Linked DNA regions of Homo sapiens: regions 1 and 3 are each linked to region 2. The links are chromatin loops, found by intact Hi-C in ENCODE. Cell type or tissue: ascending aorta. All regions are shown on one strand. Region 1 overlaps FAT3 (FAT atypical cadherin 3). Region 2 holds the start of FAT3 (FAT atypical cadherin 3). Region 3 overlaps FAT3 (FAT atypical cadherin 3).

Region 1 (8,000 bases), 100 kb before region 2:
GACCCAGTATAGTTCAACTGGAGGAAGCTCATACACAGGGTGAACAAAGCACAAGCCCTAAATGTCAAAATGAAGACCATGAACTTTAAACTTGGGCACTTCAGGAGCCCCCTCCCTACCTGCTTTTTCCTTTAATGATCAGGTTAGCACCATGATGGAAGAGCTGCTTCAGGAAAATGATGGCTCTTGTAGCTAACATGTGTGAGATATAATTGAGGGGAGTAGATAGATAAGAAGCAGAAGGATTTGATAAGGAACCCTAAACTGAAAAAGGCTATCTTAAGAAAACATCATGGCCCTTTAGTCAAGTTAATTTATCCCAGCTTTAGTACTTTATATATGTATTACTGTTTAATGTATTATTTTTCCACTTACAAATCCCCATGATTATATGCCAAAACTATTTTTAGTCAACAACTTTTCTAAATGAGTGGGTATCAAGAACATAGGCCAGAAAATTCCGTTTAAAAAACAAGAAAATCTGAGTTCCAATTCAGTTTTTCATTTACTTTAGACTACATTGTGTTAGGACATTCACAAAGCCAAAGACAAGAAGGTTAGTACCTCAGTTCTGGAGTATCTAAGTCCATGATAAAGGAAAAGAAGTCAGGATGTGGTTTTATAGCCACTTTGTAAGAAAGAAGGTCAGCTGCTTCCAAAACACCCATGACAGACACTTTAATAAGAAGGGGTTTACTGCTAAAATAACACTCCACACCTGCCCTGAGGGGCTATGTTTAGTGTCATTTTACCATTATCTGCATTTCATGTGCTTCTGCCACAAGCCTTTATTTTGTTAAACAAACTATAATATATGACCTGCCTGAAGAGAAAATATTTATTCAGATCAGAAAAGGACTTTTAATACCTCAGAGAGGTTTTCATGAAACTCTCATTTTGAAAAAAAAAAAAGAAGAAATAAAACATACCTTATATGCACTGCATTTCATTATCTATTCAACCACAGACAATACTTAACTGTGCAATAGCAGCGCTAAATCATGTTAAATTACTCTTGATCTACCACATCTTAAAGATAGGCTGAAATTTATCTCAAACAGCCCTCCTAATTATATATTTTATCTGACATGATAAAGTATTTCATTACAGGTTTTATTTTCTTAACATTTAAACAACTGTGTATAGCATTAAATAACATCTGAAAAGCTGTAAATGTTTCTCTCTCTCTCTCTCTCACACACACACACACACACACACACACACACACACACACCCTTTACTCCTGTCAATTTCCCTAACAAGAAATCCCTTCCTTTACTCCATTACCATAATTTGCAAACTAAAGTCAATGTGAACTCATTAAAATACTTCACATTATTCAATATTTGTTGTGTTTATCAGATATTTAAAGCCTTTCCTTCCAAAGTGCTAATATTCTAAAAAATAAAACAATTACACATTTTGTAGGCATAATAGCAACATTCAAATGAATATTTACCCAAATAAATAATAATGAAGCAATAAAGTACTCCATTTATTTGCATATTTTTGTCCATCACCCAACACAATGCCCTTAGAGTTTATTAAAAACTCAAAACCCACGCAATACAGCTGAAGGAACTACACTCAGAACATGAAGACCTGAGTTGTACTTCTGTTTGTCTTGGGACCCTGGGCAAAACACTTAAACTCTCTGACTTTGCTCCTTCTCCCCAACCTCACAGAGCTATTTATAAAATCATGTTCCTGAAAGCATCCTGAAATTTAACGTATAAACTATCTTTCATTGTACCGCTGAGGAAGCCAAGGACAAGACAATGAAAATGTCTTGCTCAGAGTTAAAAGGCAGAGGGCACACAGATAGCTCTGCTAGATTCTCCAACAGGCAGACAAACTGTTAGGACATGAATAAAGCAGAGAGGGGGATAGGGCAGCTTCCATGGATTAATGCCAAATTCTGCAATCATAAAATCTAGAAACACACTATTTTAGTTTCAACATACATGGAGTTTTGTAATATTTCAAAAAGGTCTCATTTTGTTTTGACTTACATAGATGGGCACATTATCATCTTTCAATGTTTAGTGCATCTGAAGGTCTTAAACAATCTCTAGGAAGAGAATGTTTTTGCTTCAGTTCTCTTTCCACTACATTTCAACTGTTTTTGGGTTTGTCTGTTAGCTTTCTTCTCATGCTAAGTGTTGCAACCTTCACTTTAAAAATGTAGTCATTTTAATGTTTGACTTTAAAAACTTGCCTGATTTCTAATGACTGTGAAAAACATTCAAATAAAGCTGAAGTGTACTAAGCACAGGTCAAATCTTCCTCTGGTATCACCCAGTGTGCAAACTTCATTCCTCCCCGACAGTTTCTTACTGCAGAAACTGTCAAGGTTTCTGACTCATTGATTGGTAAGGCAAGCTCCCAAAGGTTTGGAAAAAGCTAACAAGCTAGAACTGGAGAGAGGGTTTTTTTGTTTGTTTTCGGTTTTGGGGTTTTTCCCTAAAAATAAAGAGCTCTTATTAAATAAAAGCTAAGTGGAACACAAATAGTTTTTAAAAATTTGGGACAAGGATAGGAACTACACCTTCACAGTAGTGTGTCTTCACAAAGAGAAAAAAAAAATTCTATAAAAAGATGTACATATTCCACGTGACTAGCAGAATATAAACTTAATTAACAGCCTACCTGAGGCTGGGTAATTTATAAAGGAAAGAAGTTTATTTGGCTCAGTGTTCTGCAGGCTGTACAAGAAGCATGGTGTTGGCATCTGTATCAGGTGAGGGCCTCAGGCTGCTTCTACTTACTATGGAAGGGGAAGGGAAGTCAGCATGTGCAGAGATCACGTGGCAGGAGAGGAAGCAAGAGAGCAAAAGGGGAGATGCCAGGCTCTTTTTAACAGCCAGCTCTCCTAGAAACAAACAGAGCAAACACTCACTCATCTCGGAGGGAGGGCATTAATCTTTTCAAGAAGGACCCACCCCCATGACCCAAAGGTTTCCTATTAAGCCTCACCTCCAACATTAGGATCAAATTTCAACATGAGGTTTGGAGTGGACCATAGCACCCCCACATGTAATACCTAGCAAAAGAGGCATGCTGAAACTATAGCACCAATTTTTGTATGGTATTGAAAAAAAAAAAGTCTGGATGATTACACACTCAAAAATAAAAGAAGAGGGATTAGAATAGTGAAAGAGAAAGATAGTATATTTTATTTCATATTCTTCTTTATTGTTTGAAGGTTTTTAAGTAATTATTTATAATCTGGTAATTTAAACAGTCTTTTAAAGCCTCAAAGTCGATGGTGGCCTAGTGCTTTACCCCACTGTCACATCACCCCACCTCCCTCCCCAGGTGGACAACAGCTGAAGTCACAGTTAAAAAATATCCCCACTTCTCTATGCCACACAATTCATCACCTCTGTCTTCAATGAATCCACTTTTTAAAATATGTGGAAAGCCAAAAAGGTGGTAATCGATGTTTTATGGCTGCAAACCTGAGGGCACATGGATTTGAATTACATCTAACTTAGCAGTCAACTTCTAAAGTCATTATGTCCCCTATACACACGGCTGTCACGTGCCTCGTAAGGTGGCACTTGGGAAGTAGTGGCTCTTACAGAAGCCAGAGCATTGGATGGGAAGACTTGAGTGCAAGTTCTTTCTCTGTTACTTTCTAGGCAGATAACCCTGAACAATTTCTGATTAATCCCTGAGGTTCAGCTGTAAAATAAAATAAAATACCCAGAGGATATCACTACTTAGTTCATTTACCTTGTACGATGATTACAGAAAACTCAATGATCAATATGAAGCCTTTTATATAGAACAAAAGCATTTCAGTTATTCTTATCTCCTGTGTATATTTCACCAACTGGAGATCCCTTTCAGGAGGACCAGATGTTAAAAATGCAAATATCCCTGAAGTATAGCATCGTTTGTCACCCTAGCTTCTACTGCTTTAATCAAATAATCTGGCAACTAGCTAAGTATGATTTCGTGTTCAGAGTGCAGGAGTTGACAGGAGGTAGGGAGTTGCATTTGGAAGCAGGAGGGCAAGAGTGGGTAAGGTATGGGAGTCAAAAGCACTTAATGTCCAGGCAGAACTGAGAAGAAAAAGGAATGAGAGAGATACTCAAATCCTAAATGGATGAGCAGCAGGAACAAGACAGGAACTGGGGCCCAAACAACTCCCAGAGCTGTCTGCAAGGCTGAAAATCATAGCCTTCATGGGCACCACCCTATCCTCTTGTTGGAAAGAGAAAAAGAAAGGTAGACACAGGGACTCATGGAAATTTCTGCCTCTTCTCTCTCCATCTTTTTGTAACTGTTTAGATCAAGAGCAACAGTTCAAGAATTCCAAGATTACCTTGAAACTGCACTCCAAAGTGAGAATACCATACTCGTTTTAGAAGTTAAAGAGGCAAACTATCCCCCTTGTTTTATTGGTGAGAACTCTCTTGGGTTAAGTGACTTCCTCAGAGTCACTGCCAAATGGCTACTTACTTGCAGACCCAGTGGATGGGACCCGGAGCTTTCAGCTACTGAAAGGGTTGCTGCTGCTGACTCCGTTTTAAACATGTGTGGAGTCAATGATGTCTGAAAATCATTCAAGGGCCACAAGCAATGGGAAAGATACATTTAATCCACTGTCTTATAATCCTGGAGAAAGCCACTGTCTTGACAAGTGATTAAAGAAAACGCATCTTTTAACTTCTTTTTACAAGAAAAGAATATGCAGACTAGTAAGCGTTTTTAAAATATTTTAGAGGCTGCCATATACTATATCTCTTGGCTTCTGAATTTTCTGAAATGCTCTGCCCCAAAGTAAGAATCCATCAGAGCTTGAATCCTCCAAGAAACTCCTCATTGTCCTAGTTTTGCGATCACAATATGACCTATTTCTGTCCATTCCCTGCTTCATTCTGCTTGAACTATAAAGAACTTGAATTCTCTGATTCCATGGCTCTGACTCTTGGCTTTGCAAGTAGAAAAAAAAATAAAAGGGAATCTTCTATTCAGTCTAGGTGCCTTTTAATAGGAAGCCTACATAAGTCTTTTTCTTCCACCTTTTTCTTTTCAACACAGACAAAAAAGAAAAATTCAGTAATAAGTTGCATGATAAGCAAAAGTAACTCCATGTCTTTTAATAAATATTATTTAAAATGCACCTATACTGCATACAGAATATCTTAAAATTCTGATTATTCCTATTTCCCCTTGAAAAGTGACTGAGTAAAGGAAAGGAAACTTCAAGTTGCCTCTCAAGTGCAATAGTAGGATAAAAAAGCAGTTACTTTGCACTGGGCCAGTGAATGCTGACTCCAGAAAGCTTCAGTTCCCAGAATTATTAAAGAATTATTATACTTTTACTCAGTAATCTAAATAAGAAGTGAGTCAATATAGGTCCCTATTTCTAAGTCTTGAGAGTAAATAGCCAATAGAAAATAAGACTCCAGTTTCTGATGAAGCAGGGATAGAGGCTGGGTTCCTCCAGACTGTACAAGGAAAATACACTAGCGGGCTGCGCCTGGTCCCAGCAGAGTGGGTTAGGAGCAACAGGCTTCATGCTTATTTATTTGGATGCCCTTTGGTGGAGAGCCAGCCATGGTCAAATAAGGTCACATCTATTATATCCACCATCAACTACAACCATCCTGATGGAGGCAATGAAAGGAAGAGATGTTGTCCTAAAGGAAAGGCTGGGCTTTCGGACAGGTAGATGGCTGGTTGAAATGTTTCCTTCTTTGTCTACCGCATCCAATAAGTAATACAGACATTAAGTGTGTTCAATTCACATGGAAGGCGGTTAGAAGGATTAGGATCAACTCTTTCCCTGGTTTTTAATTCCTTTAATTCAGAAAGCAGCTTGCACAAAAACTAGGCTGAAGTCTGCAATATTGTACAGGATTGTTTTTGCCTACACAATATTCATTACCCTGGTATTGCTGAAATAACATCACGTTTCTTTAGAAAGCAAATATGTCCAACCCCATGTCATTTCACTTACGACAACTCTATGAGGTAGGTTTAATTAGCCACTTTTCACATTTCAGCAGATAGGTAAACTGAAGCTTCAAAGAAAAACTACTTGCTCAGAATCACATAGCTAGTATATGATGGAGCCTCCATGACTCTGGTGTTCAGTACTGGTTGTCTGCAATATTATGTTGCCTACCCAAGAATTACTGTGTGTTTTAAACTTTCTCACCAACATGGATATGGCTTGAGAGCTAGACCATAAGCTGAAAGGGCTTAGTAATGCATAAAAGAAATATACACATCCCCACAAATAAAGAATGGCCCGGCCAGGTATGGTGGCTCATGCCTGTAATCCCAGCACTTTGGGAGGCCCAGGCGGGCAGATCACGAGGTCAAGAGATCGAGACCATGCTCGCCAACACGGTGAAACCCGGTATCTACTAAAAATACAAAAATTAGCTGGGCGTGGTGATGCATGCCTGTAGTCCCAGCTACTCAGCAGACTGAGGCAGGAGAATCAATTGAACTCAGGAGGTGAAGGTTGAAATGAGCCAAGATCATACCACTGCACTCCAGCCTGGTGACAGAGCGAGACTCATCTCAAAAAAAGAAGAATGTCCCTTAATCTATGTCACTCAAGCTGCTGCAGACATGCCAAAGTCCTGCATTCCAAAGCACAGACACAATTTTAGCCACACGTCAAATGAGGGCTAAAGTAAGGAGTTGCCTGTCAGAATGAGAAAATGTCTACCTGCAATTAAAGCACAGGTTTAAAAAGGAGTTAAAAAAATGAAGAGGAAGAAGACTAAGGTAAAAACAAAAAACAAACAACAACAACAAAAAACTGTTATACTCATTGTGTACACCTAGGGAGTCACTGATAATAGGGCCAAAGTTTCTAACTTAACCATCAACCTAAGGGCTTTCTACACTTTCTCAGCAAAAATTTCTTTCATGTAGCTCTAGCCAAAGGAAGCAGAATATATTCCCTGTTTGTGCTGTAAGGAACCAGAGAAGTGGTGTCTTCAGGTCCCCACCAACTGTTTGGAGCTGTCAAGGCTGGCAGGCAAATCAGAAAGGATCAAGTCAAGCTTGTCATAATTGTACCTTAATGACTTCACATGCTGTATGAGTCTCACCTGCTCCACCTGTCAAACAACAATCCCCAGAGAATGTTCAGATTCCAGAGATATCTCCCCAGAGACTTGACATAATTTAACTAGCATGTTTGAAACGGGTTTTAAATGTGATCAGATTAAAGGTCCTGGTTCCTAGAATATCTCTGCTAGAATCCATCCTCAAATTCCTGGTGTCAGTCTTCAGTTAAGTCCTCTGGTGAATATACAGAGTTCCAACTTGCAGAAATGTCAGCAGTAATTGGTCTTTTCATCAGTGTATCTTTAGATTAATGATAATAGTCATGAAATAGATTAGATGCCACTATTCATGGACAGGCATACCTCATGTTATTGCACTTCACTGTATTGCACACTGCAGATTATGTTTTTATAAATTGAAGATCTGCAGCAACCCTGCTTTGAGCAAGTCTATCGGCGCCATTTTTCCAACAGCATGTTCTCACATCATGTCTCTATGTCACATTTCAGAATATGATATTTCAAACTTTTTCATATTATATCTGTTAGGGTGGTCTGTGATCAGTGATCTCTGATGTTACTATTGTAATTGTCTTGGGGTCCCACGAACCACACCCATATAAGAAGGTGAACTTAATTGATAAATACTGTGGTCTAACTGCTCTACCAATAAGCCATTCCCCATCTCTCTCCCTCTCCTCGGGCCTCCCTATTCCCTGACACATGGCAATATTGAAATTCAGCCAATTAATAACCCTACAATGTCCTCTAAGTGTTCAAGTGAAAGGAAGAGTCACACATCTCTCATTTTAAATCAAAAGCTAGAAATGATTAAGCTTAGTAAGGAAGGCATGTTGAAAGCCAAGATGTGCTGAAAGCTAGGCCTCTTGCATCAATTAGCCAAGTTGTGACTGAAAAGAAAAAATTCTTGCAGGAAATTATAAGTGCTACTTTGGT
Region 2 (8,000 bases):
AGGAATTAATTTATTTCATAGTGCCTTGCATACATTAGGGCTGTAGTAAGAATTATTAAATGGAATTATATTCACTTTAATAACTTACACTCCTCTTAAAAGTTTACTCCACCTCACATTAATCTCTCCCTCCTCCTTGAGGCTCCTGTTCATAGACATTCTTTTGTCAATTAATAAACATTTTTAGATGTGACTTCTAGTGTACACACACAGGCATCTCTCATTTTCTCAATAAACAGCACGAAGCAGAAGCAATGGATATATTTTACTATTCTTTGAATCTTGCCCACTGTCTTGTGAAAGAGGTAGATTCAGTAAATATCGCTGAAAAGAACTTTAAAATAATTTTTTTAAAAAATAAATAACAGGGCTGAGGACGGTGGCTCATGCCTCTAATCCGAGCACTTTGGGAGGCCGAGGTGGGTGGATCACTTGAGGCCAGGAGTTCGAGACCAGCCTGGCCAACATGGTGAAACACCCTGTCTACTAAAAATATAAAAATTAAGAGGGCATGGTGGTGTGCGCCTGTAATCCCAGTTACTCGGGAGACTGAGGCATGAGAATCACTTGAACCCAGGAGGCGGAGGTTGCAGTGAGCCAAGAACACGCCACTGCACTCCAGCCTGGGCAATGGAGCGAGACTCTGTTTCTAAATAAATAAATAACAAAAATAAAATAGGGAAAATAGAGGAGAAAGCAAGACATTTTTTAAAGACAAAAAATTATTTTAAATTCCATGTGACTTTACAGAATTTTAAAAAGGGATATATTTCAGATGTACAAAGGCAAAAGTTAAAGAAACAACTTTCCTTTATTAAAGAGTCTATAATTCACAGTTTTGGAACCCTGGAAGAGCAGAACGTTGAAATACTAACAACTGCTCAAGGACTCCTCTCAGGGTCCTCTGTATGACTTTTCCGCCCACGGTAGGCAACACCTTCAATAATGCATTGTTCAAGGAAGGACAATGCTGTGGCCCTCCTCACACCTCCTCTAGGCTCTCCACATTCATATATATCTATCTGGTGAAGGAAGTAATATTTTGTTTATGTGAAGAGTTTAATTGATTAAGTTCTGAAATCTGTTTTCTATTTTCTATCATCATGCCAGTTAATCCATTCTCAAATTTTCATCCCTTCCACTTAGCAGAAAAAAAAAAAAAAAAAGAAAAAAAATCTAAGTCCTGGAATATGCTAAAATTAAGACTAACCTGAAAATGCCATTCCAATTCAGAACTGCTAGAATGGGTCATTTGTCACTATTACATGTAACTGATAGCCTATTTTGGTAGACCAGAAACTGGCTTGAAGCCACTAGACAAGTGTCAAATATGTTCTCAATAAATGCAGTCTGTGTCATTAAGCTGAATTTCTTTTTCAAGGAAAGGCAGTCTTTCCTGAAAATTATTCTTAGAAATTTGGAGAAAGGGAGGCAATGTAAAAAAAAACAAAAAACAAAAAAAAAAAAAACACGAAAAAACAAAAAAAGAAAACAAGGAAAGGAATAAAGCTTATTAAAGGAGTAGATACCCTGCAATTGACAGAAAACTCAGTAAGTTTGAGAAGCCTGTAGAATTAAATCGACCAAAACACAGAAAAGATATTTACTCTCTGAGTCTTCCCAGAGAAAGTTGTCACACTGTGGTGATCCTCAAGAGGTCAGGATATATTAAAAAACAAAGACCCACTCCTCACAATTTGGGTAGAAAGATGATGAAAATGACATATTCAACAGTTAGAGATCAAAAAAGCATTGCAGAAAATTTCACCAATAAGTAAAACTGCATACACAGGAGTTGTGCTTCCTTTAATATTTTTAAGACCATGCATATCTGTAGAAATCAGAGGCTCTGCTAACTCTAGGAAGGAATTGGGCAGAACACAAATCCTTCACTCTAAGTCTGTCAGATCCCTTTCTTTTAAATTTCCATTCCAATTCTAATGTTTGCCACAATCAGCAAAGAAGTGGTTCATCAATAGTCCTTCTTCAGCAATCAAAGGAAATCAATTCAAATGGACAGGCCCACCTGCTCCCATCAGATGATTCCCTACTCAAGGCTCCTGCAGAAGGAAAAAAAAGAAAAACCTGGGGATGACCCCACAATGGAAAAAAAAATCAAATATCCTCATTACTATCTTTCTCCTTCTTGCCCTAGAGGAAAAAGCCAACCCACCAGGCAACTGGACAGATGTGGGCTATGAAGGAATGCCATACCCCAATGCCACAACTGGTAAAATAAAGCCACAATAGTCCTTTATGCTTTGTGAGCTATTAATATAGCATAACAACGCAACAGCCACCAGGAGCACTCCTCAGACCTGCTGGTAATGACTAAATACCCTCTCCTGCCTGGTAATTGCCTACTTCTTTCTATTTGACATAATTCATCAGCCAGATTAGCTAAGGTCATTCAGGATCGTATGAAGAAGAAAGCAGGGATGATAACATAACCTGACACATCAAAATGTTCTTCTGTGAGCAGCCTGAAGAGCCATAGCTTTACAAAGGCTGTGGGCTAGCAAAATAACCGTATAGCATACAGGTCAGTGGGTATCCACTGTTTATTGCTACTCATTTCATTTTTGAGTAGCTCAGCACAACTGTAATTGCTAGTTAACAGACAGACTGGGTCCTATTAAAAAAATCCCCAAAATGACTCCGCCAGAGACCAGAATAAATAAAATTTGAAAGAAAGATTTCTAAAAGGCTTGAGAGCCAGTCGCTGGTCAACAAACCCTGGCTGTGAAAATCCTGCAGCCACAAGAGATGGAGCCAGCCCAGCAGCTGACTGATTTCTGATCTCTGAGCCAGCTGCCTTTCATGTGGAGTTCTCTGTGTGATTCAGATGATATGAAGACATTATAACTGGACAGTTCTGGGAACTTTCTCATCCCAGTGCACTGTGCACAGAAACTGGCCCCAGCATCACTCATTGTTCAAGTTCCAAAAAGGCAACAACTGAGATTCATGATTGAATATCAACATTCGGTTTAATTCTAAGAGACAACTTTTCTCCTTGTAAAATGTTAAAAAAAAAATAAAAAAAACTTCCCCCACTCCAACCCTATTAAATAAGAAGCACATCAAAGTGCTAAAGTTATTATGCTTTTTTTTTGTCTTTGTCTCTTAGAGCCCTGGTTTCCTTGGCTGTTCCTTATTCTCTCACTGTTCAATTGCTCCAATTTAGGAATAAAGAAAAAAAAAAAAAAGAAGAAGAAAGAAAAAAAGCAGAAGCAGTTGGCTTTGTGCAATTTCTAGGATTCTGAAGAATCTCAGTCTCTCAAATCTCTTCTCTCTTCTCTCCTCCATCCCCTCCTCCCTTCCTTTCCTTCTCAGATTCAAATCTCCACGTCACACCAGAACATCATTCAAGCATTCAGTAAATGTGAAGAGAAGTTCAGTGTCTGCTGGTGGAGAAGAAATCTGGGCTCTGTTTGATCGATACTGAGATGTGGGCACCTCGGTCCTCAATTCCTAGATGGCGGGCTTCCCCTTTCCACCACCTGAGTTTGCCGCCTGGATCCAGGCAAAGTCGTCTGCAGTCTTTCTGGCCGCTTCTCTGTCTCTCTGCTTTTATTTTAACTTAGCCTGGGCACAATCAGAGAATCTAATCCTAGCAACAAAGCCAGGAGCACAAATCCACCGTGATGAACTGGTAGGCCTGCTCCCCCGCCCCTTCCTCCCACTACCCCGGACTCGCCTTTGAAAAGACTAGCGTCGGGGCCAGAAAATTAATATGTCCGAGGCAAGTGGGAGAAAAGCGGCAGAAAACAAGTGGCCACGAGTGGTTTGGGTTTTGTTGCTGTTCATGTGTATCTTTTAAACATTAAGGACCCACGCACAGGAACCCCAGCCGCTCAAGCCCCGGGTGGGCGCGTCGCACCTCCCCAGGCACTGCCCAGACAGCTCGCCCCCTCCCCCTGGGCGCCCTCCCTAGTCTGGCTGGGGCCGGGGCGGGTTGGGGGAGGTTCTCGCGGGTTTGTCTGACACTTGTAAATGGAAGTGGGATCCAACTTGGAAAACAAACGCGCCAGAGTCTGGGGGCGGAGAGGAGCGGGAGGAGGGGAGAGGGGGGAAAAAGACTTCAATCATTACCGCGGTCCCAGCGTCCCTCCCTCCCGCCGCGGCTGCTGCAGGTTCGCCCAAACCCGAAGCTGAGTCCCATTGGGCGCGCGGCGGCGGCGGGATGGAGCTGGAGCTCCCGGCCGAGGCGCTAGGAGTCCACCAGATTCCGCGTGCCAGAGCCACCGGCCGCCCACGCTCCGGGCCGCAGGCGCCACTCCCTCCCGGGAGCCCCTCCTAGTCCTTCACGGAGACCTCGCAGGGTCTCCGCAGCCTCCCCGCCCCCGACGTCCATTCCGGGGACCCCTCTCCACCGCCTGGTTTGAGCCCATTATTCCAGCGAGCTGCAGCCTCAGGATGTCACCGCCAGCACACCCACACCCCGGGAGCACCCCTGTTCCTCTCATCCCGAGCAACCCAAGCGGCTCTCTTAGCTCGCAGCCAAACTCCGGCCACCCCTGCATCCTTGCCCCAAGCACGCCCCCGCCACCCCCCGCCCACAAGAGGAGAACGGTGGAAAGTGAATAAAAGTTGCTTTCCGCAAAGCCCAATCATGTTCAATGTTAAACCATCTCGGAAAGCACATGTGACAAAAGTCAACGAGAGAGGAGAGGAGGGAATTCAGATCACAGCACAGCTAAAAATATCCGGGCTCGCCATCATGCAAGCCGGGGGGCCAGATGCACTTTAGCTCAGCGACTCCCACTGGCGGAATCCTCGCGCTCACCGCGCGCCGCGCCAAGATGGTCCAGGCCACCTCTACTGCCTCCCCGCCAGCGCCCCTCAGCCCCCTACACTTGCCCTGCACACACACTGGCCTGTAGAGGGGATTCGTCCCGAACCGCCCGGGAGTGGGGCCTGAGCTCGGAGCTGGTGCCCCTGGCGTTCTCGCCCCCAATCCGGAGACAGCTCCTCCGCACTCCTGGGGATGGTCAGACCCGCGCTGCTTTCTTTTCAAAGACAAGCAGCCTTCCCACACGCCCGCCAAAAATCATGCACTCTCGCAAAGCATTCCGGTTCCCTCTCCTTGTCAAGATAGCAGGGACAGTCTCTGTCCCCAACCACTCCGTAAAGGATGTCGTCCCCAGTCGAAGAGCCGCCGCCGCCGTTCACTACATCTCACCCTGACCACAAGCCCCGCAAGCCCGAGTCAGGCGTGGGGAACGGACCCGCAGACTGGTAACCCTTTCCCTTTCCTAGCGAAAGTGGAGGCTGGGCTCCCTCTCTGCGCCGCGCCTCGCCTAGCGATGACCCAACTTGCACCTCGGGGTCCCCTAAGTGCATCATCCATCGGCATCTGAACATCCCCCACTGCGCCCGAGAGGCACCGGCTGCCAAGCAGGCTCGCCACCTGAACCTTCTCATCCACCTGCAGGGGCGGCTGGGAGCCGGGGATGGGTGCACTGATCCGCAACCCCCCTCGCAACCCCTCCCCAGATCCTCAGCCCCAAACTTGGCCAACTCTCCGTGTAAACCTCCCGGCTCCCGCCGCGGGGCCAAGCCACCCTCTTCTCCTGTTTGCAGCGGTAGCAACGGCGGCTCGGGGCTGCGCGGAGGTTGGAACTTTACAAGGTGAAAAGTTTCCCCCACGCGCTTCGTCGGCTCTCGCCTCCCCAGCCCACCTCGCAGCCCATTTGCACCCAGCAGCTGAGGCTGTGCTCCGGCAGGCGCGCTCCAGTCGGTGCACCAGGCAGCCAAATCATCACGCTACAAATCCCCACGCACCCTTGCCTCCGCTGGCGATCCACGGCTCTACGAGGCGCCTCCCCCGTGGTCTTCTTCACCCGGTGCTCGGCGCTCTTGCTCCGGGCGAGCCGGTCCCCCGGCTGCTGCCGCCGCAGCGCCCACCGCGCGCTAGCCGGGACTGAGGCCGCGAGCAGAAGCGCTCTGCGCTCGGGACGCCGCCGCCGCCGCCGCCGGGGGTTCGCAAGCGGAGGAGGGGAGCCGAGATGAAGAGAACAGCAGCGGGAGGAGAGGGACGGGAGGCGCGAGATCCCAATCCGCAGGCCAGTTCACAGCGCAGCCTGCGGGGAGGAGCGCCGGCTCTCCTGTCTGCTCCGAGCTGCAGCCGCCGCCGCTACTGCTCGCCGCCTGGCTGCTCCGGGCTCCCCATCACAGCCGACGCCGACGCACGGCCAAGCCCCTCTCCAGTCTCCCCCTCGCGCTTGTCTCTCGCAGTCTCCTCCTCCCAAACCGCGAGCGAAAAGGGCGAGGGGGAGAGGAGCCTCGGCGGCGGGGATGACTAGCGATCTAGGAGCGTGGCGCAGGGGAGAGGGGGCGCGCGGGAGGGGGCGGCGGAGGAGGCGCGGCGAACTGGAGGGCATTCCCGGCGCCGGGCCTGGAAGCGGCTAATTTTAGAGCTCGAGTCTTCCCTCAGCCCTCTGGGGCTCTAGGATGACACCAACGTACTTTCCTGCCGCGGGGAGAGCGTGGTGCTTGCTGGCTTGGGAGAGCTTTCGCACAGTGCATTGAGTCTCACCCGCACCACATCCCTGTGAAGACAGAGAACGCGTTACTCTCCTGGGACAAAGAGGAAACTGAGGCACATCGAGGTTAACATGGTTTATATAACGTCCCAAGGCTAGTTTGTAGTGTGAAGATTAAACCATCAAATGTCGTGCCTCTGGACTAAAAATGTGCCTCCCAGTGAGGGCTCCTACGACTTTCCTAAACATTGAGATCCTGGGGTCATCCGATTGCCTTGTGGAGGAGGGAACTAGACTAAGCAGCTAACGTGGTCCAATCTCTTCACTCTTCCTCTGCCCCCAATATGTTTTAAACATTTTTTTGTCTTAATGGAGGACAGGGACTCTGAAGGGGTGGATGATTGATTTGGAGCTTGATGATTGCATCTCCACCCTGTCAGCCCTCCTGGTCACTTCTGCAGCACCCACCCAAGTCCTAGGACCCCCTGACTGCACGCCCTCCGTTCTCACACTGCCCCGGTGGAGAGGGGACTCCACTCGTTCCCTGCTCTGTGTATCCTCACACTTTTGCCTTTCTTTTCCCCCCAGCAAAGAAGCAGCCTTAACCCTCTCCACTCGCCACCTACACACACACACACACACACACACACACACACACACACACACAGAGAGAGAGAGAGAGAGAGAGAGGAGAGAGAGAGCTCAACTCACATATGTCTCTAAGGCAAGCACAGCTGGCGCATTTCCTCCTATGCTCTCTATCGGGAACTTTCTCCCCAACTCTACCATTGGCACCAGGAGAAAGGGACCCCAGGACTGCAGATCTCTTCCCCAGAGGAAATCGTTACTTTTTTTTGAAACACGAAATTCTCTTTGGAGGGCGAAGTAGGGCTGCTTCTAGAGGGCTATGTGCTCAATCACTAGAGCAAGCGCTTTAAAATGCCGATTGAGTTTACCTTTCTGGCCTTCGCGCTCCCAGCCTGGGACCTCTGCCCTGTTCACAGTTACACAAAGGCCTCGCCACGCCCCACGGGTGGAAAGTTCCCCTTGAAAGCCTCCAGCAGCCTCGCTGCCTTGACTGCCACATAAAGCACCCGGCATGCTCTGGTCATTCCGCCCTGAGATTTTAATGTGAATACTAAGGAACGGTGACAGCTCCTCATACATCAGCTAATTCGGGGGTAATAAGCATGATGTTACCAAGGGCTTCATTGTCACGGAAGGCCAGAAGATAGGTCTGGAGTGAAGGAAACCACTAACAGAGCTAGGAAAACTTACCTGCTCTCCAAAATGTTAGCATCTGATTAATTTTATTCTGATTTTAGTTTTATTCAGCAACTTTCTAAGGCACTAAAAGTTTATTGTCATATAAATATGTCCCTGGCATGGCATTTTCCTTGTGACAGAATGCAGCTAACTTTGCATCAAAGGTTTTAAAGAATCAAGGTATTTCCCACCTGAGTGCCTGGCTCCTGCAACCAGGCACTTTGGGTAGAGTCGGCTGGTGGTGGT
Region 3 (8,000 bases), 190 kb before region 2:
ACAAAAACTCATTTTGATCAAGAGGCAAGTGGGACTTCAACAAGTGACTTGCTTAAGTTCACATTCCCAATCAGTGAGGAGACTAGAATTCCCACCTGAAAATCATCCCTGCTACCCCTCCACCCCCATTAACTCAACAGGAATTCATTAAGCACCTGCTGGTTTAGGGGTAAAGCACCTTCTATATCTACTGCTATTGTCCTCTCCTAAGTTTAAGGAGAATAGTTCTCACCTGAGCTTAAGGACAACCATCACTTGGAGATCCACAGTGAGCTGCAATGGTTCTGTGTTAATAATCAGGAAAGTCAGGGTCTATTACTTAATGTGTTTTGTTGTTTTGTTTTACTTTTAAATGTTTGGTTAGTCAATTTTCTCTCATCAAGAGTGGTTTAAGACTAAAAAAATTCCCACCTATGAAACTTTGCCCATGCTATGGCTCTGCCCAGTATATTTTCCATTGTGTATTTTTTCCCTTTCTATTGAGTTCTGATCCACCTGTCAAATGGCTTCAGATATCACTTCCCCTCTGAAGATTTCCCTGATTCATACACTCCTTCTCTAGGAATGAAAACAATGACCTCTCCCAGGCTTATTATTTACCTTAAGCATATTTCTGTGGCTACAATCACTGATTACACTACTTTGTATTTATTGGTTTATACACCTGCCTTCTGACTACATAATATGTTTCAAGAGGACAGAGACCATATCTTCTCATTTTGTTATCCCCATAACTCAGCAATGCACCTAAGAGGCATCCAATACATATTATATTGAATTTGAGAGTGTGTACAATTTAAAATAGATTCCCTGTAATGAGTTTAGTTATCTAATAAGAAACACAACCCTGTTACCAGTTGACAGTGAACTCTTCCCCACAGCTGTGATTTAGAAAAAACTTGCATAATAGGTTAGCATTTTTAAAATAGGAAATGAACCACAACAAAATCACCATGGATTCTTAAGAACTATCAAAACAGCAGGTTATGCAAAAACAGTGACGTGTAGAAATTCACCTCTAAACCCAAAAGGAGAGCTTATAGAATCAAACAGTTGCCTCAATACCTTCATTATCCTTTATTCTTCTACTCTGGCCCTGATTTTGTCCTGTCTGACTGGTATTTTCCAAAGCACACATCCAAGCTGCCCTGGCGAAATGCCCTAGGATACTGCCTAACTTCCCACATCTGTCCTGGTGCTCATCATCATCTGCTCCAACCAAAGGTCAAATGCATCAATCTTTCCCAGCAGGATGTGGACAGATCTGCATCTGTAAAGGATGCTAGAGGAGCCATCCAAAGAGTCCCACCAATTTCTGTCTGCGTTCACCCTCTTAACTGGAACCTGCTACACAAGGGCATCTCACAGGTGACCTCACGCCCCACTAAAATCTCATTACTTAGATGTTAACTGCTTTCCAAGGACTGGCTTTCTATTTGAACTGTTTTCACATCCCAAGTAAGTCAGAGCTGTTTAGTCGATAAAGCACTGACAGAGTTTGGAAATAATCTGAACCAAGTGGCTCTTCAAGTGGTTTCTTAGATGCGCTTAAGAAAACATCATATCCATTTTCCCAATTAGAGAAAAATGTGTAAAATACACTATCCATTTTCCCAATTAGAGAACAATGTATAAAATACACTAACTTGAGTGTCATATAAATTAATTATCATTGATTGATGTTAACGTGGAAGGTTTTTTTTCTTTCTTTCTTTTTTTTTTTTTTGAGATGGAGTCTCACCCTGTCGCCCAGGCTGGAGTGCAATGGAGCGATCTCGCCTCACTGCAACCTCCGCTTCCTGGATTCAGGTGATTCTCCTGCCTCAGCCTCCCGAGTAGCTGGGGTTACAGGTGCGTGCCACCACACCTGGCTATTTTTTTTTTTTTTTTGTATCTTTAGTAGAGATGGGGTTTCACCATGTTGGCCAGGCTGGTCTTGAACTCCTGACCTCGTGATCTGCCCACCTCAGCCTTCCAAAGTGCTGGGATTACAGGCACCAGCCACCATGCCGGACTTTTTTTTTTTTTTTTTTTTTTTAGGCTTCCAGGAGACTGCCTGTGTGGAGATGGTTGGCTCTGAATCACGTGGAACAGGGTTTAAAACAAAACAAAAGATAGCCAGGCATGGTGGCACTTGCTTGTAGGTCCAGCTACCTGGGAGGCTAAGGATGAAGTCAACATCCATTAAGTCCAGAAGTTTGAGGTCAGCCTAGGCTACACAGACACCTAATCTCTTAAAAAAAAAAAAAAAAAAAAAAAAGCAAAAATGCTTATGCTAAAAGATTGGTACTTTTTCTAATACAATTATTCACACATTTATCAACTTTGGGGTGGTAGGAGCTATAATAAAGTACATTTCAGGTCCCCATTTGCACGTTGCAAAGCTAGTAACAGGGAAACCCTGCAAAATTAGTCCTAGGTGTCAGATGCTTTGAACCATCTGCTGGCAAATGGATTTATGCCTACTGTCCTTTCCAACACTACAAATGTTATTTTTCCAACCACAGCAATCTAGTGTCTTCTTAAACCACAGCCACTGGCATCTGAAGCATAGAGGTAGAGTACAGTCTAATAAGGCCCCACATTTCCGAAACGATGGCCAACATGAGGTGAATCAAATGCAATCCTGCTGCTCCAGTGATGCAGGAGGACAGATTAGCTAATGGCCTGAAGCATCTGTTCCCACTCCAAGGATCCTGACTCCATGCCCATCCTTATTCAGACATGCCAAGAACACACAAACATCTAGGAATGTAATACCCAAGGCATATAACAAATGAAGAGGCTGATCAATCTGTGGAATGTCCTCAGCACTCACTGCTGAATAAACTAGATCAAACGAGAACACATTTTAATTTCTGAAATGGCAGGATTATTCTAGGTTTGTAACTTATAAAGAGAACAAGTTAAACAAGCACCATGGCTATCCACACTGAAATTGGCAGGAAAATCTATTTTTCTTTTCCCAGCACATCAGGGCAAGAAAGTTTGGTATTTTTCAATTCAGAAGGTCCTGAAGCAGCGATGTCACTGCAGAAATATTAAAATACAAGCCAAATGTATCTAAGTAAGTGTATTCTTCAGAATTTTTTTTTTTTTTTTGACGAAATCTTGCACTCTTGCCCAGCCTGGAGTGCAGTGGCAGGATCTCAGCTCACTGCAAGCTCCGCCTCCCGGGTTCATGCCATTCTCCTGCCTCAGCCTCCGGAGTAGCTGGGACTACAGGCGCCTGCCACCAAGCCCGGCTAACTTTTCGTATTTTTAGTAGAGACAGGGTTTCACCGTGTTAGCCAGGATGATCCCGATCTCCCGACCTCGTGATCCGCCCGCCTCAGCCTCCCAAAGTGCTGGGATTACAGGCATGAGCCACCACGCCCGGCCTATTCTTCAGATTTTTAAAAGCCCAGCGACAAGAGGGTAGTGTGTTTTGTTCTGCTGAGAAAATTATCCTTTTATTGTATAGCTTTGTCAACCATGTTTCCAAGAAAGAAAATCATCCAAGCCCATGTGTTGTATTTCTCCTAGGCAGAGGTAGTGGAGAAATACAAAACTAATGCAATGCTTTAAAAAAGTAAAATAAGAAATGACAGACTACATTTAAAATTTTACAAAAGTAACTACATTTTATTTTGCAATGGAAAGCCACCAATGACTGAGCTTGGCAAAAGAAGAATGACCTAGGAAGTATAACTTTCTAATTGACTTAAAGTACTCTGTATTGACCAGATCACCAAATCCGTGGGGTATTTTTCTAGTTCTCTTTTTAAGCATCAAACTGTCAATTGTTCTCTAGTTTCTGGAGCAGTTGTGGTTTCATGAAAGGTTCTAGTTCCTCAATCATGAATTGGGTGGGGATAAGGGGCAGGTGTCCGTGATCTCTCTCAGCTTGTTTTTAGACATGTGAATTTTGTTAGCAAGATAACTCAAAGCAAAGCCTAAGGAGTGAAGCCAAAAGTGACAAGGATAGGAAATTATATCTCAGTATGCCAAACAAGAGAAAATCCTAAGGACTGAGCATCATTAACCAAGCAGCAACCCACCAAAGAAGGGCGCATAAGGCAGCACCGCCAGACCTCCACACGCAAAATGCAAAACAGACAGAGAAAGTGGGTGTGGCTGTTACCTGTTTCTATAGCAACTCCTGGAAGGATAACCTGTGCCAGCATCACCAACATGCATGCACAGATCCCAGAATTAGGGGCAGAATTGGACCAATAAAACTGTGTCTGTTTCGTGAGAGGACTCACTGAGACCAGCCATGCCTTCATCTCAGTTCTGCTAAGAAACTTTCCTCTCCCGCCTGTCAACATATATGGAAATAATATTCTTGGTGAAAGCTCAAATGATTATATAGAAAAGTGTCTTAAATTTTCAACTTTGTGCTGTTCAGCAAACCCACCCCGATACTATTTCCTTTTTTATGGCTTGTCGTTCAAGCAGGGAAAGCTGAAATTCTAGACATTCAGTTGAGTATGAAGGGGCCTCTTATGGCAAGATCCAGCATAGGGAAAGCCAATTCAGACAGAGGAAGCTCTCAAAACTGAACCTTTCCTTTATCCCCTTCCCACAGAAACAGAAAAACAAGAAAATGATAAGAACACAGAGGTGTAGTTGGAGAAAAATGTGACCCCATTTGACAGGTGTTATCTAAATAAACTAGGGCTCTTTGAACAAATGATCATGATGATTAAAAGGTACATATGAGACAGAATACTCAACATGTAAATAATAACCACCATTTGCTAAACACCTACTACGTTCTTTTATATATAACACCTTATCAGCACAGTAAATTTCAGGAAAGAGGAATGCTATTCTCCCTATTTTATAGATGATCATGGGCCCCACTTGTCTGGCCTGATGCTTCAACAAACATGTTTTCAAACACAGAAGGGTTCCTTTGTTGACATTAAAAATTGTATAGAATATGATTTCATCCATATGACATATGAAAAAGGCAAAATTATGGAAACTGTAAGAAGATCAGTGATTGACAGGGGTTGGGGTGTAGAAGGAAGAACAGGCCAAATACAGGATTTTTAGCTCAGTGAAAATAGTCTGAATACTATAATGGTGGATAAATGTCACTATACATTTGTCCAAACCCACAGAATGTCCAATACCAAGGGTGAGCCCTAATGGAAACTGTAGGAGTTGGATGACTATGATGTGTCAATGTAGGTTTGTCAGTTCTAATAACCATACCACTCTGGTGGTGGGGATATCGACTATAGGGAAGGCTGTGCATGTGTGTGTAGGGGGGTATATGGGAAATCTCTGCTTACCTCTCTGTTTTGCTGTGAACACAGAACTTCTCTAAAAATATAAAGTCTTACATTAAATATATATATATGTATGTATATTTATATATATATATATATATATATATATATATATATATATATATCACCACCATCATAGTTGGACTTTTACTCTTTGTTGAGAAAACATAAGAAGATAAAATTACAGATTTTGAATTTTGCTAATTCTTATTACAGCTAAATATGTTAGAAAAAAATGTATCTATGTGGGAATCATAATAGTTATGGAGTCTCCAGACAATGGTTGGTACCTATATAGATCTAAGAATCCCATGTGAATGTGAACAATCTCCAATCTTCCATGAGTTGAAGGGTAACAGGTTACAAATCCTACTATACATTCTGCGACTTCACTAGGTAAACTCTCAAAAAAAAAAAAAAAAAAATAGGCCGGGTCTGGTGGCTCATGCCTGTAATCCCAGCACTTTGGGAGGCTGAGGTGGGTGGATCACGAGGTCAGGAGATTGAGACCATCCTGGCCAACATGGTGAAACACTGTCTCTACTAAAAATACAAAAATTAGCTGGGTGTGGTGGCACGCACCTGTAATCCCAGCTACTCAGGAGGATGAGGCAGGAGAACTGCTTGAACCCAGAAGGCAAAGATTGCAGTGAGCCTAGATCACACCACTACGCTCCAGCCTGGCGACAGAGCGAGACTCCATCTCAAAAAATAATAAATAATAATAATAACATGTGGGGGATAAGATGCCCATCTACTCCTGCAGAGGTAAAGATATCAACACAGCACCAGGTTTAGTTTGGTTCTTTATATCTTTGGGGAAATCTGAAAAATTTAGGGAAAGCCCAGACAAGAGCAATGAAAATGATGAAAGGGTTGGAATGTAAGAGAAAAGGCTGATGAATGAAGATTAATTAGCATGGGGAAGAAAAGACTGTGGGGAACTTAATATCCTCCTTGAAATATGGCAAAGGCTATTATACAAAATATGATCACCATGATTCACAATTCCACCGAGAATGCAAACAGAGGAAACAGGCTTTTGAGAAGACACGATGAATTTAGATTCAGAAAAAATAAATCTTTCATTGTAAGAGTTGGAGGCACTAAAATAGGTGGCAACTTAATGACTTTGCGAACTTTGCTTTCCTGCAGGGCCTACTCCTATTCTGTCGGCCCCTCCCACCCAACTTAATCACCACCTCCTCTGAGAATCCCTGGATTCTCTCCTTCCATGCGAAACACAGCCAGTGTTTTTCAGTGTCACCAGAAGGCTTGTCAAAATACAGATTCCTGGGTCTTGCCCTGAGAAAAGGTTCAGGTGAGCCCTGTGAAATTGTATTTCTTACAAGTGGTGGGTATGTAGACACACTTTCAGAAGCAATGAACTAGACACAATCTCTCCCCACACTTACCTCTCATGAAAATGCATCTGTACTTCTCTGGGCACTCGACACTGCTCTTACACCATAGTATTTTACATAATTCCCTACTAGATTTTGGTCTAATGAGACTTTGAAATTCCTACAATGCCTAGCAGGTGACACTAACATGGCAGGGCTCAAAAAACATTACCTTTAACTTTTTTCCTAGAAAAGTAAGGTCAGTCTAACTTGCCTAGAGGCCTTCACTGATTTTATCATCTCTCATATATTTATATATATATTATATATATATAATTTATATATATAATATATAATATATAAATATATATATTTTTATATATAATATATATAATCTATATAGTTCTCATATATTTATATATATTTATATATATATTATATACATTTTACCCTGTTTCCTTGCCTAAGAGACTCCACACCTTTAAGACCTTTGATGTATGCATTTGAAGTTGTCCCATAAACCAACAGTACCTAATGTTCAAAATAAAAATAAAATTGAGTATGATATATAAAAATTTCCACCCCATAAGGTTTATTTTTCCTTATTAGAGCTTTGGCTTATGTCCCCAAGATTATATTCCAAGAAAATGGCAGGAAAGGAGCCATATTTTTTATTTATTGTTTATTTTGCCTGGTTCTGGCAGGGAGGCCAGGGAGGTCAATGAGCAAATAAGGACCTGGCATCTCTGAAATCATGCTGGTTGCAGTTGAAGTCTGGGCCAGAAACTGATCTGGAAAATTATTCCGTAAACTCACTCCCTCTTCTCATTAGCTACTAAGCTTACTTGTTAGCTAAAAACAAAAAGCAAAAAAAAAGGACACAACAATGTACAGCAGCAAAAATAAGGACCCCCTAATGGAAAAACTGGGGAATGTCTCTTGGGCTTCAAGTTGACTCAACAAAGACATTGTCAGATTATATGTCCAGCAGTAGGGCATCGCATCATAATCTCTCAGATGTCTCAGAAGCAAGGTTAAAGCTCCACCCTTCCACAAACCAAAATGGTCCCAGAGTAATTACTCTCTCTCCCCGCTCCCCACTGTACTTGAATTTTATTTTTATGGTCTCTCTCTCTCTCTCCGTCTCTCTCACTCGCGTGCACACACATACACACAGACACATACACACACACACACCTATAAAAAAATTCAAGTGAACTTTTAAGTGGCTACATAGCATGCAGGTGAGAAAGGCAGTGCAGAAAATAGCACAAAGGACTTCTGGATTTGTAGAATTCCACAGCTGCAGCACATCTGATGATTTAAAAAAAAATCACCAACCACCACACACATAGCAGGTATAGTCATAATCCTA

What was found. Hi-C counts contacts between places; a loop is a spot of excess contacts. Peaks named below come from ENCODE experiments on the same cell type or tissue, not always from the same donor. Only the 100,000 strongest peaks of a DNase experiment are listed, where the experiment ranks them.
Region 1: a loop joins it to region 2, with 2.7 times the contacts of the local background. A loop is called at or near these places in 5 of 110 quality-filtered maps.
Region 3: it touches region 2 in a loop (2.3-fold over the local background); 2 of 110 quality-filtered maps call a loop at or near these places.

The regions. Positions count from the first base shown.
Region 1 is chr11:92,324,200-92,332,199 of GRCh38, reverse strand. The region is part of intron 1 of FAT3 (FAT atypical cadherin 3); the gene reads right to left. Among named protein-coding and RNA genes, the nearest start is that of FAT3, 100 kb to the right of the region's middle. In ascending aorta, no CTCF peak of the experiment used is centred here; no DNase peak of the experiment used is centred here.
Region 2 is chr11:92,222,962-92,230,961 of GRCh38, reverse strand. FAT3 (FAT atypical cadherin 3) reads right to left here and starts at 6,144. Exons shown (of 28, transcript NM_001367949.2): 1 at 5,788-6,144. RefSeq lists an enhancer at 3,728-4,585. In ascending aorta, a CTCF peak has its summit at 4,748; DNase peaks (open chromatin) are centred at 4,001, 4,771, 5,431 and 6,121; H3K4me3 peaks cover 4,168 bases; H3K27ac peaks cover 3,412 bases.
Region 3 is chr11:92,410,110-92,418,109 of GRCh38, reverse strand. The region is part of intron 2 of FAT3 (FAT atypical cadherin 3); the gene reads right to left. Among named protein-coding and RNA genes, the nearest start is that of FAT3, 190 kb to the right of the region's middle. In ascending aorta, no CTCF peak of the experiment used is centred here; a DNase peak (open chromatin) is centred at 3,219; H3K4me3 peaks cover 604 bases; H3K27ac peaks cover 1,258 bases.